2 separate regions of the Mus musculus genome follow, and region 2 is linked to region 1. Evidence: chromatin loops called from intact Hi-C (ENCODE). Cell type or tissue: heart. All regions are shown on one strand. Each heading gives the region's core, and the rest is flanking DNA. Links, peaks and the distances in the headings are about the cores only. Region 1 holds the start of Aaas (achalasia, adrenocortical insufficiency, alacrimia). Region 2 overlaps Sp1 (trans-acting transcription factor 1).

Region 1 (5,376 bases), core at 231-5,230:
ACAAAGTAACAAGCAAACTCATGAACCCAGGAACATAATTGCCAGGGATTCGTTTTTTTTTTGTTTGTTTGTTTTTTCAAGACAGGGTTTCTCTGTGTAGCCCTGGCTGTCCTGGAACTCACTCTGTAGACCAGGCTGGCCTCGAACTCAGAAATCCGCCCGCCTCTGCCTCCGGAGTGCTGGGATTAAAGGCGTGAGCCACCACGCCCGGCACCAGGGATTCTTTTTACAGATAATGGCAATGATAATAATGGGGATGGCAAACACATCAAGGGATTAATGTGCCAGGAAATGCTTCTATGTGCTTTGTATCTATTTAGTCACCATGGTTTAAAGGGGTTTGGCTTTAGGACAGAGTAATTATGTAACTTTTCCAAACGTACAGTTAAAAAAAAAAAAGATAGCACAGCTTTAATTCTTACATGTCCTACATATTAACGAATCAATTCAACCTTTTCCTAACTTTCCTGAGCTTCAGATAAAAGCAAATGAGGTCGGTGCTGAGAGCAGGTTTGTAAAATCAAGCCAAGCTATTAGGGATAAATGAGGTTTCTGGTACACCCTTGAGTTTTACAATAAAAATGGATCACCTAATATGATTTGTGGTAATATGAAGACACAGACTGCAATAAGCAGCCATTCAAGAGCTGCCCAAAGCAGGCTCGGTAGACCATGGCCTATTTAAGCCACTGTTTGCTATGCCTCACCAAACATTGATGCATCTCTTCCACACTTGCTCACGGTGATGGATGAAGGCAGTTCTTGTACCATGGTCCAGCCTCCCTGGGGCTTTTAGGGGATCCTTGGTCAGGTGTAGGACAGGAAGATTGATCCACTATACCTCAGAAGAGAGGGAGGCAGTCAGTCTCTTCCCCAAATCTTAACAGAACTCCTTGCCATCTCCAACCTATGGCATAAGAGATTCCACGGCCCCATTTCCCATACCCACAAATGTAACACTTGTGGGACAGAAAATTTTCAGTCCTCATCTGCAAACCACAATCGTTTTTCACAGGGTTGACACTAGAGAAGACCTGATGGACGGCATCCATCATCTTCTCTACCCCTCCTAGAACCTCCTCACATGCCTTGGCATGCCTAACTGGGTAACACAGGCCCTAAAATATATTTCGTTCTCTCCAGTCTCCTGTGGGAGTCATGCCGTTCCCAATCACTTGTGAGCGAGCCCCGCCGCGTCGCCTCTATTCCCACTTTCCGCATCCCCACCGCAGCGTTCCCACCCGGACCACCTGGCCCCGAAAGTCGGGAGGCGGGCTCTCATAGCTGTTGCCGGTCACCAGCTCGTTATTGTGCTCATACAGGGTGACTTGACCTCTAGGCGGCGGCGGGGGGAACAACCCCAGGGAGCACATCTTGCCAGTCCGGAGAGCGTCTGGAATCGACAGGCTCCCGGCTGGTGACGACTGCGCTCCCCGGAATCTTAGTTCCCGGGCTAGATTCGTGTGAGGACGGGTAGCCGTACAGGACAAACGACTGCGCGAAGCTGAACGGAAGTGCAAGGAAGAAAGTTCCGAGTCGGGTTTCGGGACGGACTTCCGGGACTTCCTGGCGCGCCCCCTTGCGTACGGAGCGGGCACGACGCTGACACGTCCGAGGACCGACCTGTGGCGTAAGGAGCGCCGCGGTTTGGTTTTGGTTTGTTTCCTGTAAGACTACTGTTTTTTCCAACTCTGAATCCCCAGCAGCGTCTCCCACTCACTTACTTAGTACGGAAAAAGCCCAAAATAAGCCAGGTTTAGGAAAGTACCTAATTAAACTCTCCAACCCCCGTAAATATCCTTGAGGAATATACAGACGATGTCATCCTACCAGTGAGCTTTCCCCGCCCCCCCACCTCCAAAAAAAAAACAAAAAAGACTTTAGAGGACAGTCAGAACGGACTTCACAGGGTAAGGCGTCCTGAAAGAGAGAGACGGACACTGGAAGGACAGTAACTTTTCCCGAGTATATCACTAACAAACGCTTCTATAATCCTTACAATAACCCCAAAAGTGCACCGTTGAACTACCAGTAGCAAAATGACACAGATTGGACCAAAATACACACAAACCAGACATTGGTGGGGCATATTGGCCCAAGGCTGTAATGCCTACAGGATGTGGACAAGAATAAAAGGTTAGTGTAGACTGCGTAGCAAGCCCCTGCCTCCAAATACCGTTGACTCCGATCTGTAATCCCAGCATTGGGAGGTACAGGCAGGAGGATCACTGAATGTCCACTCCATAGTTCTCTTCCAACTTGAGATACATACCACCCTGACTTTGTCTTATTTAGGCTTTGTTGTTTGTTTGTTTGTTTGTTTTAAGATTTGTTTTATTTATATGAGTACACTCTCATGGTTTTCAGACACACCAGAAGAGGGTATCTGATTCCATTACAGATGGTTGTGAGCCACCATGTGGTTGCTGGGAATTGAACTCAGGACTTCTAGAAGAGCAGTCAGTGCTCTTAACTGCTGAGCCATCTCTCCAGCCCTAGGCTTTATTTTGAGGCAGGGTATGGCTATGTTGCTCTGGCTAGCACGGAACTTGCTATGTAGACATGACTGACCTTGAATTCATAGAGATTCATACCTCTATCTCCCAAGAGTGCTGAGATTAAAGATCTACCACCATGCTCTCCTGAGACCTTTTCTGAAACTGAAGGGGTTGGGGGGGGGGCTAGAACTACAGAGAGATGTTTAGATGGTTTAATTCTAACTTAATTCAATTGTGAGCTCAAAATCTGAATAGACAAATGGGAGGGAAGTGTGGGATGGTGAGACTCACAGGAACGGTATTAGCCTTTCCCTGCTATTGCTATCTCTCTGCTTCCTGGCCATTATGAATAAGCAAACTCTTCCACCTGCTCCTGAATCTATGATGCTCTGCCTCACCTGACACCCAAAGAAATGGACTCACCTAGCCTTTAATTGAAACTGACTCTGAGCCTGACCCTCCTCCTCGAGAGCACTTTTGTCACTGGGCATGGTGGTGCATGCACACCTGTAGTACTATACAGGGAGTATAAGGGGCTTTTAAAAATATTTTTTTAATTTGTGTTTTGCCTGTATGCACCTATGTGCACCACATGCATGCAGTGTCCACAGCAGCCAGTAAAGGGCGCTGGACTCCCCTGGAACAGGAGTTACAGATGGTTCTGAATCATCATGTAGATTTGGGGAACAGAACCAGGATCCTCTGCAAGAACAGTAACTGCTCTTAGCCACTGAGCCATCTCTCTGGCCCCCAAATAACTTTTTGCTTTGTTTTGTTTTTCAATAGAAGGATTCTCTGTGTAGCCCTGTCTGTCCTAGAATTCACTCCATAGGTACCCCAGTCTGGCCTCAAAACTCAGAGTTCCATCTTCCTCTGCCTCCCAAGTACAGGGATTAAAGGTGCCACCACTGCCACCATCACCTGGCTCTTAGTTTGGTTTTCATTTCCCAATAAATTAACTCTTTAAAAAGAAAAACTAAACGTATTAGCCTGGCCTAATGGTACATGCTTTTAGTCCCAGCACTCAGGAAGCCGAAATGGGTGGATCACTGTGAATTCAGAGCTATCCTGGTCTAACATAGGAAGCTACAGGCCAGTCAGGGATATATAGTGAGATGGTGTCTCAAAAACAAACAAACAAGCACAAACCACACTATGTCTAGAGACACAAATTCAGGGACATCCTCTGAAGCATAGTTCACACTATGTCTCAGCTACATAAGATCTTGTCTTTAAAAAGAAATGTGGAAGATGGACCTAAAACTGGAGCGTAAAGAATGGGAGGTGTGGCAATTATGCACTTGATTAATTTTAGTTTTGTATTTTTGAGACAGGCTGAGGGTGACTTCTAATTTGCCGGAATCCTCCTGCCTCATCTCCTGAGTGCTGAGAATTACAAACAGTGGTGAATAGTTAACCTCGATTGTCATTCATCTGGTACACAGCGAACCTGAGAGACTAGGCCTGTCTGAAAAAAAGAAAAAAGAAAAGAAAGGGAAAGAGAGAGAGAGAGAGAGAGAGAGAGAGAGAGAGAGAGAGAGGAAGGAAGGAATGAAGGAAGAAAGGAAGGAAGGGAGGGAGGGAGGGAGGGAGGGAGGAAGGAAGGAAGGAAGGAAGGAAGAACTCAAAGCTGTATGTAGGCTCAGGCCCCACACCCCCAGTCTCACTGAAGAATGTGGGTTTTTTTGGTGGGTTTTTTTTTTTTTTTTTTTTTGGTTTTTTCGAGACAGGGTTTCTCTGTGTAGCCCTGGCTGTCCTGGAACTCACTTTGTAGACCAGGCTGGCCTCGAACTCAGAAATCCTCCTGCCTCTGCCTCCCAAGTGCTGGGATTAAAGGTGTGTGCCACCATGCCCGGCCTCACTGAAGAATGTAAGGGCAATGGCAGAAATAGTTTCTTGTGCCCTGAACTTCTGTGTCTGCCTCTCCTTTCTATCTAGAAGGACCTTACAGAGAAGCTCCCAGGTCAGAAGACAGAGACATCCGGACGAAGCCTGCAGGTTCTCTTCATCTGAGGTGAGGTTGGCCTCAATTTCCCTTTGCTCTGTTTCGCTGAGCTGGGTCTCCCTGTGCTGCCCTGGAGCTTGCTGTGGTTGTTCTCTGTGTCCTGCGTGCTGGAAGCAAACCCTCCACGCTGGACTTGCCTGTAATCTCTTATCCCTCGAATGTTAAGGAATGCCCGAGTCACCTGAGATTTTTCTCTCTCTCTTTTTAAAATTTTTCATAAATTTGCTGGTGAAGCTAAAGAGGCGGCTCAGCAGTTCAGAGCAGTTGATGCTCTTCCAGGGGGCCCTAGTTTTGTTCCCAGGATTTACATCAGGCAACTTTCAGAGTATTCATCACATAAAATAAAAGGAAATGAATCTTTTAAAGACTTTTTCAGGCATGGTAGCACACGCCCTTTATCCTAATACTCAAGAGGCAGAGGCAGGGGGATTTTTTTACCACTAGGGGTCAGCTTCATGTACATATCCAGTTTCAGGATAAGTCATGGCTGCATAGAGAGATCATGTCTCCCCCCCCCCCAAAAAAAAGAAAGCATTTATTTTATTTTTAAAGAGTTATTTATTTTATGTATGTGAGTACACTGTAGCTGTCTTCAGACACACCAGAAGAGGGCATCAGATCCCATTACAGATGGTTGTGAGCCACCATGTGGTTGCTAGGAATTGAACTCAAGACCTTTGGAAGAGCAGTCAAGTGCTCTTAACCTTTAACCACTGAGCCATCTCCCCAGCCCCTTATTATTTTTTCTTTTATGTGTATGAATTTGCTTTTATGCAGAAATGGTTTAGGATCCCCTGAAACTAGAGTTATGGTTAGCCTTCTCATGGGTTCCAGGAATGGAAACTGAGTCCTCTGCACCAGTTGTAAGAACTC
Region 2 (5,376 bases), core at 96-5,095, 69 kb after region 1:
TTCTCCCAAGTGTATATGACAACAGTTTATAGGTTTATATTACCATATTGAATATTTTTTTGTTTTTGAGACTGGATTTCGTGATAGCCCAGGCTGTCTTCTAATTCATGGACATTCTATTTCACCCTCCTGAGTGCTGAAATTGGAAGCATTTTATGTTTGTTTTGTTTTGTTATTTTGAGACAGGATTTCTCTGTGTAGCTCTGTTTGTGTTGGAACTGACTCTGTAGACCAGGCTGACTTCTGACTTAGAGATCAGTCTGCTTCTGCCTCTTGAGTGCTGGGATTAAAGGTATGTGCTACCACGCCTGACTCCTCTTTTTCTTTTTGGTTTTTCGAGACAGGGTTTCTCTGTATAGCCCTGGCTGTCCTGGAACTCACTTTGTAGACCAGGCTGGCCTCAAACTCAGAAATCTGCTTGCCTCTGCCTCCCGAGTGCTGGGATTAAAGGCGTGCGCCACCATGGCCGGCTTCGGCTTTTCTTTTTTAATATTTGAGAGTGTATATGTGTGTGTAACATGTGCCTATGTGGGTGTGCATGTAATTTCAGGAAAGCCAGAGCAGTTATTGAGTGTCCTCCAATTACTCTCTGGCTTACTCCTTTGAGATCGGCCTCCCCAAATCTTTTTTGAGGGGCCTGTAACTGTAATGTATTTGTCTAGCATACCCCAACTCTGTGTTGGTGTGTAGGAATATGGAGAAGCCAGAAGTGACATCAGGTGACTTCTTTAGATCCTTCACTGTATTATTCATTCATTCATTTAGGTTATTCTTATGTGCTTGTGTGAGTGTCTTACCTGTATGTTTGTGTGCACCATATTTGTGCCTTGAACTTGAGTTTAGAAGAGAGTGTCATCAGATCCCCGGGCACCAGAGTTTCAAATGGTTGTGAGCTTTCTTGTACAAGAGTGGCAAGTGCAACCCCGTCTTTGTTGATTGTTGAGCTGTGTGTGTGTGTGTCTGTGTGTATCAAACCATTTTAATCAATGTGTGTGTGTGTGTGTGTGTGTGTGTGTGTGTGTGTGTGTGTGTATCAAACCATTTTAATCAAAGAGGTTTGAGGTAGATGCTGGAAATTAATTTGGCTTCCTTGGCAGGCAGTCTCTGACCCTCTGTCCACTAAAAGTCTTTAGTGAGGACTTTTTCTGAAGGAATTAGTAATATATCATGATGCCTCTGATGAAGGCAGGGTATATTACAAGAGCCAATTAAATACTCTTCAGAAATACTGAGCTCAGCATGCCCTAAGAATGTACCTAGAGAAAAGAATTACAGCTTATGAATGGGAAAATGACAAGTTTCTTGTTACAGTTTGGAAGTTCAGTTTAGAAGTATTTTTTTTTTTTTTAAAGAAATACTCTGCATCCCATTTTTTTTTAAGATTTATTTATTTTTATTATATGTAAGTACACTGTAGCTGTCTTCAGACACTCCAGAAGAGGGAGTCAGATCTCATTACAGATGGTTGTGAGCCACCATGTGGTTGCTGGGATTTGAACTTTGGACCTTTGGAAGAGCAGTCGGGTGCTCTTACCCACTGAGCCATCTCACCAGCCTAGTTTAGAAGTATTTTAACTCAAAAAAAAACAAAAACAAAAAACAAAAAAAAATTAAGTTTCAGTTCTTTTATTTCTTTTTTTTTTCATTTATTTTTAAAGATTTAATTATTTTGGGGGTTGGAGCCATGGTTCAGCTGTTAAGAGCATTGGCTGCTTTTCCAGAGGTTCAATTCCCAGCACCCACATTGCAGCTCCCATACGGGCTATCTGACACCCTAACATGTACATACATCCAGGCAAAACACCATTGAACATTAAAAAAAAGCAAAAAAAAAAAAATAATAATTATTTTATTTTGTATGTCTTAGCACCATGTGCCCACAGAAGCCAAATTGGAGTTAAAGATGATTGTGAGAAATCATGTAGGTACTTGGAATCCAGCCTGAGTCCTCTGAAAGAGTAGGCAGTTTTGTTTTTTTTAAAGAATAAAACCATCTCTTTAACCCCTAAGTTTGGTTCTTTAAGCCTCCATGTTGTAGCTGCAGGTTCGCAATGAAACCTAGAATAGTTCACTTGAATACTTCTGTTTGTGTACTTATTTTTTGAGACAGGATTTTATGTAGCCCATACTTGGCTTCAGTGGTTATCTTCCTGCCTTAGTCTCTTGAGTGCTGGAAATAGTTCACTTTGTTTGTTTTGAGGCAGGGTGTCTCTGTAGCCCTGGCTGTCCTAAAACTCCCTATATAGACAAGGCTGGTCTTGAACTCATAAATCTGTCTGCCTTCTGCCTTCCCAGTGCTGGGATTCAAGGCATACACCACCACACCTAGCTTTGAGTACCATTTTTACTTCTATAAATTTATTGTGCTTCTGCTGTGAGAGAGAATGAATTGACACTGAAAGTACACAATAGCCAGGAATGGCACATGCTTATCATCCTTGCAGTTGGGAAGTTAAGGCAGGTTTTTGTCTTACTTTGTTTTGTTTATGACCCTATCTGTGTGACTCATTGAATTCCTGCCAGCTGCACTTTTTGAGTGCTGGAATTATAGACAATCAGCATCATGAACTACATTTTTTCTCTTTTTTGTTTGCTTGTTTGTTGTTGTTGTGTTTTTTTTTTGTTGTTGTTGTTGTTTTTAAAGACCGGTTTTTCTCTGAAGCCCTGGATTTCCTGGAAACTCAACTCTACCAAGCTGGCCAAAAACTCAGATCTACCTGCTTCTGCCTCTGGAGTACTGTAATAAAAAGTGTGCCATCAGCTTTTTTTGCCTTTATATTCATGATAAATGACAAAACTCAAGTCTTAGTTAGGGAATATTAACAAAACTAAAATTAATATTTAGATTTGATGGAAAGACTTTCAAAATATCTTCTGTTTCTAGTATCTGAGCAGTCCCTTTTTCTCTTAAAGGTCTGGTAGGTTTAAAACGCTGTCTCATTTAGTCACAGTGACATCTACTGGTGAAAGCCATTAACACCGCTTTGCTGATTACTTAGCTCTAAGGAAAGCTACCCATTTCTTTGAGGTAGTTTTTTGTTTTGTTTTGTTTTTAAAGATTTATTTATTTATTTTATTATATGAGTACACTGCAGCTGTACAGATGGTTGTGAGCCTTCCTGTGGTTGTTGGGGATTGAATTTTTAGGACCTCTACTCGCTCTGCTCTGGTCAACCACATTCGCTCTGGTTGGCACCACTTGCGTGCTTTGGTCCAAAGATGCATTTATTATTATACATAAGTACACAGTAGTTGACTTCTGACTCACCAGAGGAGGATGTCAGATCTCATTATAAGTGGTTGTGAAGCCTAGCAGTGGTGGAGCACGCCTTTAATCCCAGCACTTGGGAGGCAGAAACAGGCAGATTTCTGAGTTGGAGGCCAGCTTCCAGGACAGCCAGGGCTACACAGAGAAACCCTGTCTTGAAAAAAAAAAACCAAAAACCAAAAACCAAACCAGAACAAAACAAAAAAAACAAGTGGTTGTGAGCCACCATGTAGTTGCTGGGATTTGAACTCAGCACCTTTGGGAGAACAGTCAGTGCTCTTACCCTCTGAGCCTTCTCTAACCATACCTAGGCAGTTTTTCAGTTTTTTTAAAAAAAAAAGTAATATACCAAAGAGAATGTTACAGTCTAAATGTTTTTTTGTTTTATTCTTTTTTTTAATATTTTTAAATTATTATGTATTTTCCTCAATTACATTTAGAATGCTATCCCAAAAGTCCCCCATACCCTACCCCCTAAATGTTTTAACTACAGAGAAATTACAGAAGATACAAGGGGAAAAGTAAGGCTTCCCATCATGCTTATGAACTCAGCTTTTTTTGTTGTTCATGTGCTTGACAAGATCTCACTTTATAGCTCAGATTGGTTTTGATTTCACTATCCTGCACCTGCCTGGTAGTGCTGAGATGACAGCCATGTTCTACTATTCCTAGCATGGATTTTCTTAGTTGTAAGCTTAAAATTTATTTTATGTGTATGGGTGTTTTGCCTGACTGTGTTTGTACACCCATGTTTATGTACATGGGTGCTGAGTACCAGAGGAGTCCAGGAGAGTATCATCAGTGTGCCATCAGCTTTTGCCTTTATATTAATGATAAATGTCAAAACTCAAGCCTTAGTTAGGGAACATTAACAAAACTAAAATTAATATTTAGATTTGATGGAAAGACTACCCTGGAACTAAAGTTATAAATGGTTGTGAAGTGCCATGAGTGTGCCGGGAATCAAAACCAGGTCCTCTGAGCAGCCAATAATCTGAGCTAGTTCCCAACTCTCCTAATGCTGCAGCCCTTTATGATAGTTCCTCATGTTGTGGTGATCTCCCAATCATAAAACTATTTTCAATTCTTAATAACTGTAATTTTGCTACTATTATGAATCATAATGTAAGTATCTTTTTATCTGATGGTCTTAGGCAATCCCTGTAAAGGGACTCCAGATTGAGTTGTCTTTCCTGCTCATGGTGAACTTTTTTTTTTTTATCCCGGGACTGGACATGCTTTTTTTTTTTTTTTTTTTTTTTTGGTTTTTCGAGACAGGGTTTCTCTGTGTAGCCTTGGCTGTCCTGGAACTCACTTTGTAGACCAGGCTGGCCTCCAACTCAGAAATCTGCCTGCCTCTGCCTCCCAAGTGCTGGGACTAAAGGCGTGTGCCACCACCGCCAGGCTTGGACATGCTTTTAATACTGGTATGAGGGAGGCAGAAGCTGGTGAATCACTAAGTTCCAGGCCTCCATATTGAAATCTTGTGTTTCTGTGTTGGTGTGTGTATATAAATGTGTATGTGTATGTGTGTGTGTGTGTGAGAGAGAGAGAGAGATAAACATGAAGGGAGGAAGTAAAAAAATTATGTGTACTTGTACGTCTACCTCTGTGTGTGTGTGTGTGTGTTTGTGTGTGTGTGTGTGTGTGTGTGTGTGTAAGCCAGAAGGTGTTGGATACCCAGGAGCTGAAGTTACAGACTAAGGACTATAAGATTGTTAAGAGACCTATTATAAGAACTAGGTCCTGGGGCTGGAGAGTTGGCTCAGAGGTTAAGAACACTAGTTTCCCTTCCAGAGGTCCTGAGTTCAATTCCCAGCAACCACATGGTGGCCTCACAACCATCTGTAATGGGATCTGGTGCCCTCTTCTGGTGTGTCTTTCTTTTCTTTTTTTTTTTTTTTTTTTTTCTTTTTCTCAAGACAGGGTTTCTCTGTGTAGCCCTGGCTGTCCTGGAACTCACTCTGTAGACCAGGTTGGCCTCAAACTCAGAAATCTGCCTGCCTCTGCCTCCCAGGTGCTGGGATTAAAGGCACTTGTAGACAAGTCTGTAGGTTTCTTGATTAATACTTGATATGGGAGGACCCAGCACAGTGGGAGCTGGGTAT

Evidence for each region. A loop is a pair of places that touch in the nucleus more often than their neighbours do. Peaks named below come from ENCODE experiments on the same cell type or tissue, not always from the same donor. Only the 100,000 strongest peaks of a DNase experiment are listed, where the experiment ranks them.
Region 2: it touches region 1 in a loop (4-fold over the local background); 4 of 42 quality-filtered maps call a loop at or near these places.

Annotation. Positions count from the first base shown.
Region 1 is chr15:102,349,246-102,354,621 of GRCm38, forward strand. Aaas (achalasia, adrenocortical insufficiency, alacrimia) reads right to left here and starts at 1,514. Exons shown (of 16, transcript NM_153416.2): 1 at 1,251-1,514; 2 at 708-835. The coding sequence starts at 1,373. Gm36246 (predicted gene, 36246) reads left to right here and starts at 1,582. Exons shown (of 3, transcript NR_155425.1): 1 at 1,582-1,667; 2 at 4,437-4,512. In heart, for the core only: CTCF peaks have their summits at 1,580, 3,109 (motif pointing right) and 4,929 (motif pointing right); a DNase peak (open chromatin) is centred at 1,486; H3K4me3 peaks cover 1,981 bases; H3K27ac peaks cover 1,562 bases.
Region 2 is chr15:102,418,678-102,424,053 of GRCm38, forward strand. All of the region lies in intron 3 of Sp1 (trans-acting transcription factor 1), which reads left to right. Among named protein-coding and RNA genes, the nearest start is that of Sp1, 15 kb to the left of the region's middle. In heart, for the core only: a CTCF peak has its summit at 2,966 (motif pointing left); no DNase peak of the experiment used is centred there.